2 separate regions of the Homo sapiens genome follow, and region 1 is linked to region 2. The links are chromatin contacts, found by POLR2A ChIA-PET in ENCODE. All regions are on one chromosome and are shown on one strand. The core of a region is the stretch at or near the end of the contact, and the rest is flanking DNA. Distances in the headings are between cores, read along the strand shown.

What was found. ChIA-PET counts read pairs that join two places held with the same protein, here RNA polymerase II (POLR2A).
Region 1: POLR2A ChIA-PET joins it to region 2 with 10 read pairs in activated B cell. The contact joins two enhancer-like sites. POLR2A ChIA-PET finds 5 or more read pairs at or near these places in 3 of 52 experiments (Caco-2, PC-9 and activated B cell).

What each region holds. Positions count from the first base shown.
Region 1 is chr9:131,624,842-131,630,638 of GRCh38, forward strand. It overlaps RAPGEF1 (Rap guanine nucleotide exchange factor 1), which reads right to left. Exons shown (of 27, transcript NM_001377935.1): 6 at 5,395-5,483; 7 at 4,261-4,413; 8 at 3,708-3,831; 9 at 3,072-3,255; 10 at 1,081-1,581. Among named protein-coding and RNA genes, the nearest start is that of PRRT1B, 82 kb to the left of the region's middle. RefSeq lists enhancers at 1-132, 3,413-3,462, 3,942-4,691. Within about 2 kb of position 3,795, at least 22 of the 41 ENCODE cell types and tissues checked have a DNase peak (open chromatin) inside an H3K27ac peak, as active enhancers do.
Region 2 is chr9:131,442,835-131,449,499 of GRCh38, forward strand. PRRC2B (proline rich coiled-coil 2B) reads left to right here. Exons shown (of 32, transcript NM_013318.4): 6 at 1,351-1,494; 7 at 3,567-3,808; 8 at 4,251-4,372; 9 at 4,828-4,970. Among named protein-coding and RNA genes, the nearest start is that of SNORD62A, 39 kb to the right of the region's middle. Within about 2 kb of position 5,022, at least 2 of the 41 ENCODE cell types and tissues checked have a DNase peak (open chromatin) inside an H3K27ac peak, as active enhancers do.

The DNA.
Region 1 (5,797 bases), core at 2,545-5,044, 180 kb after region 2:
TCTAGCTGGGGGACCACACTGCTGAGGCCATCACACAAGCTGGGCAACACCCACTGAGGAGCTGGGGATACATGACATCATCGCAGCCGCCGCCTTCTGTGGACCACGCAGCCAGCCCTCAGGGCGACCCTTGCTGGACTGAACCAAGCCAGGTCTTCCCTTCTTTGAGAATGGGGCCCAGCTCTAAGCTGGGCTCAGAAGCTCTCATTTGGGAATTTGGAGTAGAGATTCCATTTCTAGGTCATAGAAGTTCTCTGCTGGATGTGTCAACTGAGGCCAGGGAAGCCTGGGGCTGTGTGGCTAATGTGACCACACACATTGAAACGGTGACAGCTGTGCTGCCAAGAAAATCGAAGCAGAACTATGCTAGTGAAGCAGGGAGAGGGCGGGGACAGAGGGGGCCAGGCAAGTCCCAGAAGTGTGGAGCAGTTAGGGGAGCTAGGAGAAAACCGAATTTCCAGGAGAACTCTCCTTATTACTTTTATGACAGATTTACCGTTGGAAAATATTCAAAACTTCAGCTCCAACCCTGGGCTCCAATAACATCATATATTAAAATGTCTGGTCCAAGAAGTGTGCTGAATTACTCCTGCTGGGCAACCCCAGCTTCCAAGTCATTCTGGGAGCATGAACAGAGACAGTGTGCTCTAGACAGGGATCCTTAGACAATCACTCTGTGGAAACTAGGCAAGTTCTGCTGAAATTCACGTATCCACCTCGCTCTACACAGATGTTGCTGCAATGCTGTCCTGCGTGCCAGGACACTCGTTCCCCTCTGTCACTGTGATCAGGCCAGAAGGTCAACTGCTGCCATCTAAAGAGGAGAATCCCTCAGGCTACATGGAGACCGGACCTGAGATTGTATAGAAACTGTAAAGGAGAGGTCAGCTGATGAGGCTTTAAAAATGATCACGTGTAATGACAAAACCTGGCTCCCAGAAGTGTCCACATACCTGGCTGGCCTATCTTTTATGAAATAATGAGGCCACTGATTTGATTCTGGTCTAATGCTGAAATAAAACATACTGCCATTTCAGGTTATAAAATGCACTTCCTGACAACAGTGCAACAAAGGCTTACTGTGTTTGTTTTTCTTCTCTGGTAGAGGAGGTGGTTTTTCTGGGTCACCGGTTGACTCAGGAGCAGTAAAATCACCCACAAATTCGACAGGGGCTGAGGAACCTCCATGCTGAAAGGGCAGAATAGCAGCAAAGGGCGCGTAGGGGACGGATGGGATCGGGGCTGTGCTCTGCAGGTCCTCCCCAGAGATGTTGTCATACTGCGAGGGATGCCGCTCGTAGGACACCCTGCAGCCAGAGCCGTCCGCCGTCTGGGAGGCTGCGCTCCTGCGCTTCTTCTCGGGGAGAGCAGGTGGCGTATCTGTCTGCTGCCCTGGGGCCAGAGGTCCGTCTGGCTGGGGATGGCCGCCAAGAGGCAGCTGGAAAGGAGGGCCAAGAAATGGAGACCCAGACTCCCCCAAAGACTCTGGCAACGGGCTAAGGTTCCAGGCCGTCTGCTGAGGTATCTGGTCTGCGTTAGAGAGGTCTTGCTGGAGGAATTCATAGTCGGGATCATAGTGGTCTGCAGTTACAACAGGGGAAAAAGAGACCCGTTAGCCACAGGCCCTGCAGGAGCAGCCAGCTCCCCCCGCCCGCCTCTCGCCGGCTCGCTCATGGGTGTGTGACAAAGACCTGTCTCCAGGGCTTATTTTATATTCACATGTTATATTCTTCATTCTTCTCCCTGATTATAAAAGCAAACCAGATGGGAATATGGCTGTTTGCTATACTTTTATTTTTTACATTTCTTATTTAAAAAAAAAATACACAACCATTACGGAAACTGTGGCAAATTACATCAAGAAAATAAAAATCACCCACAGTACCATAATCTAACTGTACTTTCTATTTACATTTTGAAGTATTTCCTTAAATGACTTTTTTGCCTATACAATTCCTTTTTGAAAAAGCCTAACTGAGGGCCACGCGGTGGCTCACGCCTGTAATCCCAGCACTCTGTGAGGCCGAGGCGGGCCGATCAGTTGAGGCCAGGAGTTCAATACCAGCCTGGCCAATGTGGCAAAACCCCGTCTCTACTAAAAATACAAAAATTGGCTGGGCACGCTGGCCCACTTTGGGAGGCTGAGGTGGGCAGATCACCTAGAGTTCAAGACCAGCCTGGTCAACATGGTGAAATCCCGTCTCTACTAAAAAGACAAAAAAATTAGCCGGGCGTGGTGGCACACACCTGTAATCCCAGCTGCTTGGGAGGCTGAGGCAGGAGAATCACTTGAACCCGGGAGGCGGAGGTTGCAGTGAGCCCAGATCATGTCACTACACTCCAGCCTGGGTGACAGAGTGAGGCTCTGTCTCAAAAAAAAAAAAAAAAAAAAAAAAAAAAGAAACAATTGAGAATACTATGTAAATGGTCCTGTACTTTTTCTAGTTATCAATATGAGTGATTTTTAATAGCTACAGATTATTCCAGCAAATGAATGTACCATAATTCATCTGATTTCCTACCAATGAAAATCTTGCTATTAATCACTGATTATGCTCCTAGGATACATTCTCAGAAGTGAAAATATCTAGTTCACAGGATACGAACAGCTTCCTGCTCTCTAAGCCCCCTGCCCAGCAGACTCGGAGGGGCCCGCACAGTACACATTCAGCACTGACTAACGAGAAGGCCGGCTCGCGCGGCTCCCTCCCCTTCAGCCTCTGTCAAGTGTTGTCAGGACCCCCACCCCTTTGTTTAAAGCTCTCAACACAAATGGCTCTTAATTTTGGTAAAGAGAGTCAAATTACTCACTGACAGATGAACTAACAGTCACCGCTTGAATATCTAGGCTGTGGTTTTACATTGTGATTTCATTTACATGCTCAACTTCCTTGGGAGGCAGATACTGTTATCCATATTTTGCAGATGAGGAAGCTGAGGCTCAGATTTTAAACAAGTCAGCCAAAGCCACGTAGTCAATGATTGCATGACCTGGGACTCCCACCCAGGACTGTAATGGCCCCAGAGAAGCCACCGAGACACGATGGAACAGGAGGATGGTGGCGGCTCACCTAGTGTTTCACAGCTTGTGTTCCGGGAGCACTGCCCACTGTCCCTGTCCAGAGAGGACAGCTGCTCGTCTGACTTGCTGAGCTTGCCTATGCTGCTGCAGGGGGAGAGGCGGGGCGACTCTCCACCATATGAGTGGCTGCCTCCTGACAGTCGCCTCTGTGCGTAACAGTCAACATCAAAATCCTCAAGTGGAAAAAGAAAAACAAAGCCAAATCACTTCTGAGAAACGGTGGCACAGACCAGGGGTGAGGCAACCGGTGCATTTACTTAGAGAAGGAAATACTGCCAGGCGAACTCAGAAACCACCTCTGACGTCAGTAGTCGAAGGACACATACAGCTGAGAAGCAGCCATCTGGAGTTTGTGGGGGGTGTGGCCAGGGAGGGCCCTGGGGCTGGACTCACCTATCCCCAGGAGACGCCCTTTGGCTCTGCCCTCCCTGCCCTGACCCTTATCCCCATATGGGAACTTGGACCGTGTCCTGGAGAGAGAGGGATGGGTACAAGGTCTCGCACTCCTCGATGTGACAAACACCAGCGCCTGAAGACCATGGGTTTCTTTCAGCTTCAGGAGCCACATCCCTGAGCCCCCCACCCCCTCCCTGCCTTCCCATGCAGGGAACAGGGGCTGCATTACCTGCCTATTGATTCCAACAGGCAAACTGGAGCCACTGGTGGCTCGGCTCATGGGGGCCACCACAGCCACTCGGGTAGGGGACGGCGCCGACTGTCTTTTCTTGGGTGGCAATGCTGGTGGAGGACTGAAACAGACCGAAACGTCCAGGCAGACCAAACCACACTCACCAAAGCTCTTCAGCGTGATATTGGGGTACAGGATGTGGGGTTCTTTCATTACTAGACTCTCCACACCCAATGTTCACACTTCAACTCCTGCCTACTCCCCTCCGCCAAAATAAAACCTGTAAATACCAAATGAACAAAAAAGAACAACCCTTTCTTTTTCTTTCATAATAAATCATACCATGTCTCCCTGGGCTGAGGGCACAAGGAGGCCTTCAGGAGAGCTCAGGGTGGCCAGCGAGGGCCGGCGGGGTGGGGACAGCTCCAGAGTCAGCCTCCCAAGGGGGGCCAAGCCCTCAGCGCTGAGGGGAAAGGGCCCGAGCCCTGTCTTCCTCCCTTTCTTTCTCATTCTGCCATGGGAGGCACTGGACAAATAGGAAGGTAATTACCTATTATCAACCACCCGAATGCCAGGCAGAGGAGGCTTGGGGGGCGCGACCTCTTCATCCGTGGCATCTGGGAGGAGCTCAGTTGACTGTGACATCCCAGTCGTCTTGTTTAGGATCTCTACCTCGCGGTCTGTCAGGGGGAGCTCTGCTGGGCTGGAGAATTGGGAAGAACTTGGGGTTACAGAAGGTCAAAGGCGGGACAGAGCACACACAGGCCCTGAGAGGGTGAGGACGTGACCAGGAAGAACACAGTGGGTGAGGTGGGGCTGAAGAGCAGGCTCCCTGGATATAGAACCCTGGGGTTCTGGTTTGGTTGCTAATGAGCTACTGGAGCTTGGCTGTGCCCCCAACTTTGCACCTCAATTTCCTCATCTGAAAATGATCTAAGGGTTCTCTAAAATGCTCCAGGCCGGGCGCAGTGGCTCACACCTATAATCCCAGCACTTTGGGAGGTCAAGGCGGGCAGATCACTTGAGGTTAGGAGTTTGAGACCAGCTTGGCCAAGATGGTGAAACCCTGTCTCTACTAAAAATACAAAAATTAGCTGGGCATGGTGGCGTGCACCTGTAGTCCCAACTACTTGAAAGGCTGAGGCAAGAGAATTGCTCTAATCTGAGAGGAGGAGGCTGCAATGAGCCCAGATCGCACCACTGCACTCCAGCCTGAGCCACAGAGACTCTGTCTCAAAAACAAAAAAAAAAGCTCCAAATTTATGTTTTATATTTTTACCAGGAGCTTGGAGTAGAGATGAATATAAACCTTTACAACCATCCATGTCATCCTCAGTTTACTCTTGATCAAACAAGAGTGCTCTCAAGTCAAAGCACCCAAACCCAAGCCTTTAAAAGTTCTTTGTCATTATGAAACGAAGCTGCCCAGGAAAAGCACTGGTATGTGTCACTGGATGCGCTCACAGAAGATCCTTGGAAACAGTCATGCTGAAGGGTAAACTTGAGACAGGGCAATACTTCAAGCCTGTGTGAAATATACACACACTGCTAACCACTGAAAAAGGAATATGGGCCTCCAGCAGCCCACCCTCATGCTGCCCACCCCACCGGGCCCTATCCTTGTCAAGTGCAGACTTTGCCACTGAGCGTGACACCCGCGACACGAGGGTTAGTCAGCACCTACCCATCAGGCTTGCTGGCAGGGGAACTGGGCTTCACGGGGCTCGTCGGAGACGGACGTCCCTGCTTCTCGATGGTGAGCCTGACCAGCTCCTACCCCCACAAGAAAAAGGCAATGAGCAAAGCTCCCGTCACCACTGAGTTTCCACCAGAAGGCAGGCAGGTGCTGTCTGTCCTCTGCTGCTGAGTCTCATTTCTGTGCCTACAGATTCCCCACGCACCATAAACGCAAGTATCACTTGCCTTAGGTAATCTGCATGACTTCCCAAATGTCCCCTGCCCTCCAAAAATACCTTCATGGCATGTCAAGTTTCAAATGCGTAAAGGCACTTCCTCTTGGAAGGGGAAATGGCAAACCCCAGCCTCTCAAAATGATTGTTTATCACACAAATTAAAATACTCATCAG
Region 2 (6,665 bases), core at 3,772-6,271:
CAGAACCTCTGTGCTAAGTTTTCTGTGTAAGGGAACAACATTAGGAAAGGCTTCTTCTCTAAAGCAGGTTGTAATGTCAAGGAATGAATGAAAGAATGAAGAAATAAACTGTTCCCAGGATTATAAGAGTGAAATGTTTGGCCTTGTAGGGCTCAAGGAACTTAGTACAAAATGCGGAAGGACAGGTGAATGAGGAGTTACTCATGTGTATAAATCTAATTTCCACCTGATCTTACCACATTTGATGGTAGAAAGCAGCATTTGTTTATTTTATTTTATTTATTTTATTTTATTTTATTTTATTATTTTTTTTTTTTGAGACGGAATCTCGCTCTGTTGCCCAGGCTGGAGTGCATTGGCACGATCTCGGCTCACTGCAAGCTCCATCTCCTGGGTTCACGCCATTCTCCTGCCTCAGCCTCCCGAGTAGCTGGGACTACAGGCGCCCGCCACCACGTCTGGCTAATTTTTTTTTGTATTTTTAGTATAGATGGGGTTTCACCATGTTAGCCAGGATGGTCCCGATCTCCTGACCTCATGATCCGCCCGCGTCGGCCTCCCAAAGTGCTGGGATTACAGGCGTGAGCCACCACGCCTGGCCTATTTTTTTATTTTTAGAGAGAGGGTCTCACTTTGTCACCCAGACTGGAGTGCAGTGGCACGTTTTCGGCTCACTGCAACCTCCACCTCCCGGGCTCAAGTGATCCTCCCACCCCAGCCTCCTGAGTAGTTGGGACTACAGGCGCCCGCCACCAGACTAATTTTTTGTATTTTTTGGTAGAGACAGGGTTTTGCCATGTTGCCCAGGCCGGTCTTGAACTCCTGAGTTCAAATGATCCACCCACCTTGGCCTCCCAAAGTGCTAGGATTACAGGTGTGAGCCACTGTGCCAGGCAAAAGCAGCATCTTAATCCTTTTGGGGTGGACTGGGGCAGGGATGGCAGCACACTCTGTAGGTGTTGCCTCCACAGGAAAGCAGTTGCCTTCTTGGCCTCCCCTGGGCTGATTTTATAGGAGGCTGTGCTTGTCTGTGGCCCCAGGCAGTCAGTAGAACCTTCCCTGCTGGGGCAGGCTGTGGCCTGGAGCGGCTGTGATGTCTTACCTCTTTCCATTTGTAAGCAGGCACTGGTCCTTGCAGGTCAGCTGGGAAGGGGCATGATGCTGTCAGCAGCAGTCTCCCTTGCCACCCTCAGCACCCTCGTGGCATCTGCCAGCACAGAGCACCCTTGTGACAAGACTCCCTTCAAAAGCCCACTTCCAGGCAACACGGCTTTCAAGGTGTGGAGCTGGGAAGCAGACGACTGTTGACTCCATCTCACTTCCTCCATGTCTACCCCGTCTTCTTGACAGGTTTAAGGGGCTCAAGCCGACTGTTATCCTTCTCTCCCGAGGAATTTCCGACGCTGAAAGCAGCTGGAGGGCAGGACAAGGCTGGCAAAGAAAAGGGCGTCTTAGATCTGTCGTATGGGCCAGGACCAAGCCTCCGCCCTCAGAGTAAGTGACTGCAGCCTCTGGGCACTCGATGGAGTAACAGAACTTCCTCCTCTCATCTCTCTGCACTCCTAAAAGGGTGCTGATGCCACTGGGGTCTCCGGTTCGAGCTGGAAACGTGGCTCTTTGACTCGCCACGTGATCTGTGCATCCATTGGACTTGCTGCCTAGGCCATTGGATTGGGCCTTGTGCCTTTTTTGTCTCTTGGGTTGGGCCAGGCCTGTCCCCTCCCCCTCTGTCATCCGGTTGTTAATTTTGCTGTGCCTGGTGGCTGTGGCAAGGATGGACAAAGGACCAATTAACTTAGGTCCCCGGTTCAAGAGCTTGTTTTCTAAAGCTCCCAATCCTAGCTACATCTAGTCGGAATCACTGGGGAGTTTGTGAATGAGTCTGATTTCCAGTCCTCCCCTCCCCCAGCCCAATTAGGACCTGTATTTTTAACCCATTCCTCTGGGGATTGTTACATAAATCAGCCTGGTACTGGTCTCTACTGGCCCCTCATCTTAGGTCGGGCCAGGGAAGTGGCAGGATTGTGTAGCACTGGCTGGAAATTTCTCCTTGGAAGCCGAGGGTGGCTGGAGGTTAAGGTGGTGTTTAGGAATGTGATTTTCCACGTGTTCTACTCAGGGATTTTGAAGTGGCTCATGTAGTCCAGGGGTCTTGATCAGGTCTTAAATTGTGAGGCCTTTTGTTTGCTTGCCTTGATGTATCCCCAAGGCCTCTCCCATTCAAGTCATAAGTGATGTCCTGTAAGTCAGTGATCACTGTGGATGTGTCTTACTTAAACCAGCACTCACTGCCTTTCCAGTGGCCCACACAGGACTGGTTTATTTTGCTGCTTTTTTTTTTTTGAGATGGAGTTTCGCTCTTGTTGCCCAGGGTGGAGTGCAATGGTGCGATCTCTGCTCACTGCAACCTCCGCCTCCCGGGTTCAAGTGATTCTCCTGCCTCAGGCTCCCGAGTAGCTGGGATTACAGGCATGTGCCACCACACCCAGCTAATTTTGTATTTTTAGTAGAGGCGGGTTTCTCCATGTTGGTCAGGCTGGCCTTGAACTCCTGACCTCAGGTGATCCGCCTGTCTCAGCCTCCCAAAGTGCTGGGATTACAGGCGTGAGCCACCGCGCCCAGCCTGTTTGCATCATTTTAAGGGACACGAATTATGTCTTTCTGGGGTTAATTAAGAGGAGCTGCCTTGTGGGACTATAAAAACGTAGACATAGAAGAAGCTTCTAAGCATCAGTTTAATCTCCTCATTGGAGAAGATGAGAAAACATGGACAGAGGGGTGACCTTGGCTTGCCCCAAATCACACAGCAAAGGGGTTGAAGAGCTGGGATCAGACATGTCCTGGGTCTCTTTCCCTTAAGGGTCGTGTAACTCAGAGACCTTTGTGCTTCAACTTCTAACCAAAAGGTGACCGAAAACAGGGGTCTGTTGTCTCATTTGATTTCTTGTTGGCCTCTAATAATTTCCACCCGATCTTACCACATTTGGCAATAGAAAGCATCATTTTAAAAAGACAGGTCAGCAGGTTTCCGTCTGTGAGCTACGCAAGTGCCCCACACCTCCACTGGAAGGACAGCAGCTGCGCCTTGCCTGTCTTGTGGGCTGGGGGATCTTTATTAAAAGGTGCCACTGCTAAACAAAGCCTGAAACCACTGTGCCCGGAACTTGCTCCTGTTTTAATGTGTAGTCCAGTGCTGACCCTAAGTGGGCTGGTCAGTGTTTGTTGAAGGAATGACCCAAGGCTGGTTTCATCAGGGCCATCTTCATCTCTCTGGGTTGTGAGACTTGGGGAAGGGTGGTGATTGTTGCTTACTGATGAAGCCTTCTCTCTGAGTAGATCTCATTTTATATTTCACAGTCAGACTTCCCTCAGCAAGTTCATCCTCATTGGCCAGGGGTCTGCCCCAACCTTCCCTGACAGATTTAACAGTTCTTCACTTTTGGTGTTTTTTGTTTTTCATTTTATTTTTTTGGTGAAGGAGGGGGTCCCTTGACCTTCAGAACCTCATACGATCCCTCCTTCCCCCTCCTCTTCCCTCTCCCCTTTTGCCCCCTTTCAATTTCCAGATGTGACAAGCTGGAGGGAGGGCGGTGGGCGACACATAATTTCTGCCACGTCTCTGAGCACCTCCCCAACTGAGCTGGGCAGCAGGAACTCGAGTACGGGAGATGGAGCCCCCTCCTCGGCATGTACCAGCGATTCTAAGGACCCCTCTCTCCGCCCGGCTCAGCCTGTCCGAAAAGGGGCTTCACAGTTCATGGGAAATGTATACCACCCACCTACATACCATGACATGCTTCCTGCTTTTGTAAGTCTTCAGAGTGTACTTTTTTTCCCCCCATGAAGTTGGATTGTGTCCAGCAGATAGGTCAAGTGGTTGAATGTCCCCCTTGGGGTCTCCTCTTGGCCCTGTTACCCTACTTCTGAGGCTTCCACTCGTTTTGCATTTTCTCTCCCTGCTTTTTAAATCTTCAGGGCCTCTGACTTCTTTCCCTGGTGATGTGGATATGATTTTAGCCTTTGGTTCTTTAGAAACAGGAGAGGCAGGTTTTCCCTGACATAGGTCCCCAAGTCTACTTACTGGCAGCAGGAATGAAATGGGGGAGATGGTGGTAGGATTAATTAGGAAACCCCATGACTTTCCTGTTTCTTTTTCCCATTTTCCACTTTATAAAACACATTCTGATTTAAGTGGAAATTGCAGTTTCAGCCATTACCAGCAAATCCTGTTCATTGATGTTATGTTTCAGATGTGTTCGCCGAAGTCATCAGAAAACCAGGGTACAGTGGAACGAGGCTCTTTTCCCCTTCCTCAGCTCCGCCTTGAACCTCGAGTTCCTTTTAGACAGTTCCAGATGAATGACCAAGACGGGTGAGTCCATTGCATTACAGTCACGTGTGTAGAGATGAGTGCGGTGGTGATTCTGGTCAAGATGAGGGGCTGATGAATAGAAGTGCTGTGTCTCCTGGAGACCACAGAGAACTTAACCAGCTCAGCGTGGCAGGGTGTGTGGGGTGGTGGCTGGGATTTGGAGCTGGATGACAGATTGAGTCATGATTTCAAGTGCCTGGTAGAGTTGAAGTTCTGGCACGTGTGTGTTGCTGCTGCCCTAGGCCTTAGCAACCAGCATGTAAAACTGCAGGACAAGGCAGAACTTCTTTCTGGGATGTACTCGTTTGCTCATTATATATTTCTTTTAAAGGAACTGATAGAAATAATTAAATCAAACATGAACCTTTGCAGTGTGGAATTTATTTTTGGAAAGGTATTTGATTTTGCTTCCGTCTGTATACTGGACATGATTCCATCATCTTTTCTTTTATCAGAAAAGAAAACAGGCTGGGATTGTCTCGCCCACTCCGCCCACTAAGGCAGCTGGTGGAGCGGGCACCACGGCCCACCATTATCAATGCGGAAAACCTGAAGGGCCTTGACGATCTGGACGCCGATGCCGATGATGGCTGGGCAGGTGGGCAGAGAAGCACGGGTGGTTTAGACGGGCAGGACCAAAGTCCATATGTACTTACCAGGGATGGAAACCCCCTGGCACCACCGTGTGTTTTCCCTTGGCAAGATAGGGATGAAGAGCCGGACAGGGAAGCAGACCTGATGCCCTCCTTCCTCATTTACTCCCTGACTAGAGGTTCCTTCCTGGCCAAGCCATTAGCTTCTTTTGGTCTTTAGTCTTGATCTTAGAGTTTTGTTGTTAACTTTTTAAAAATTATTGATGATGCAAAATTTAAACAAAAAAGAAAATAGCTCCCAACCACTGATCACTCAGGTTCAATAAGTACCAATGTTCTGCCATTCGGTTTTTGTTTGTTTTAATTTAATTTTTTTCCAAGAGACAGGGTCTCAGCTACTCTGGGCATACTGCCTGTGGGTTAGCCCTACTCTGCAAGGAGCAGTAAAAAATATAAAGATAAAAAGGAAGGCTGGGCACGGTGGCTAATGCCTATAATTCCTTTGGAAGGCTGAGGTGGGCAGATCACAAGATCAGGAGATCGAGACCATCCTGGCTAACATGGTGAAACCCTGTCTCTACTAAAAATACAAAAATTAGCCAGGTGTGGTGGCGCGTGCCTGTAGTCCCAGCTACTCAGGAGGCTGAGGCAGGAGAATCACTTGAACCTGGGAAGCAGAGGTTGCAGTGAGCCAAGATCGCACCACTGCACTCCAGCTTGGGCGACAGAGGGAGACACTGTCTCAAAAAAAAAAAAAAAAAAAAAAAAAAAGGAAAGAGAAAGAGTCTGGCTGTGTTTCCCATTCTGGAGTGGAGTGGCTGTTTGCAGGGTCCATCATGGTGAGCTGCAGCCTCAAACTCTTCCTCCTTCCTCAGCCTCCGGAGTAGCTGGAACTACACGCGGGTGCCACAAACCCAGCTTGTTCTGCCATTCTTATTCGTTTATCTCCCCCCACTCCCCATCCCCCAACCTGATTATTTTCTTTTATAGTTCTTTTTATTTTCAAGTAGATTTAAATTATAGTGAAAGGTACCCATATCACATTTTACCTGTACAGTTTTACAAATGGATACGTGTATATCACACACATCCATATCCAGAGAAAGAGGGAACATTTCCCTCACCACCGCAGGCTTCCTCATTGCTTCTCCAGTGCTCTGCCCTGCCACCGCTCAAGGGCCTGCTGCTCTTCTGATTCACTTTACCCTAGATTAGTTTTGCCTAGTTAACAGACTTCAGATGAGTGGAGTCATACAGTTTTTACTCTTGTATGGTTTTCATATTCATCAATGTTGTTTATATGCCAGTTGCTTTTAGTTGCTGAGATATGTTCCAGTGCATCAATATACTGTAATTTGTTTATTCATTCAAAAGCCCCACTATATACATCATACTTCTATTTCTCTTGGGTAAGTATCTAGAATTGTTGGGTCAAAGGGTAGACATAGGATTAAGTGTTTAAGACCTGTCCAAACCTTTTCCCCTGGTGGTTGTGCCATTTTACATTCCCAGCAGCAGTGTGTGAGAATTTGGTAGGTCTGGATCTTACATTTTGGTGTTCATCTTTTTTTTTTTAAAGAGACAGGGTCTCACTTTGTTTCCTAGGTTGGAGTGCAGTGGTGTGATCAAAGCTCACTGCAGCCTTGAACATGTTTGTGTTTTTAATTTTAGTCATTCTAGTGGGTGTTTAGTGGTATCTC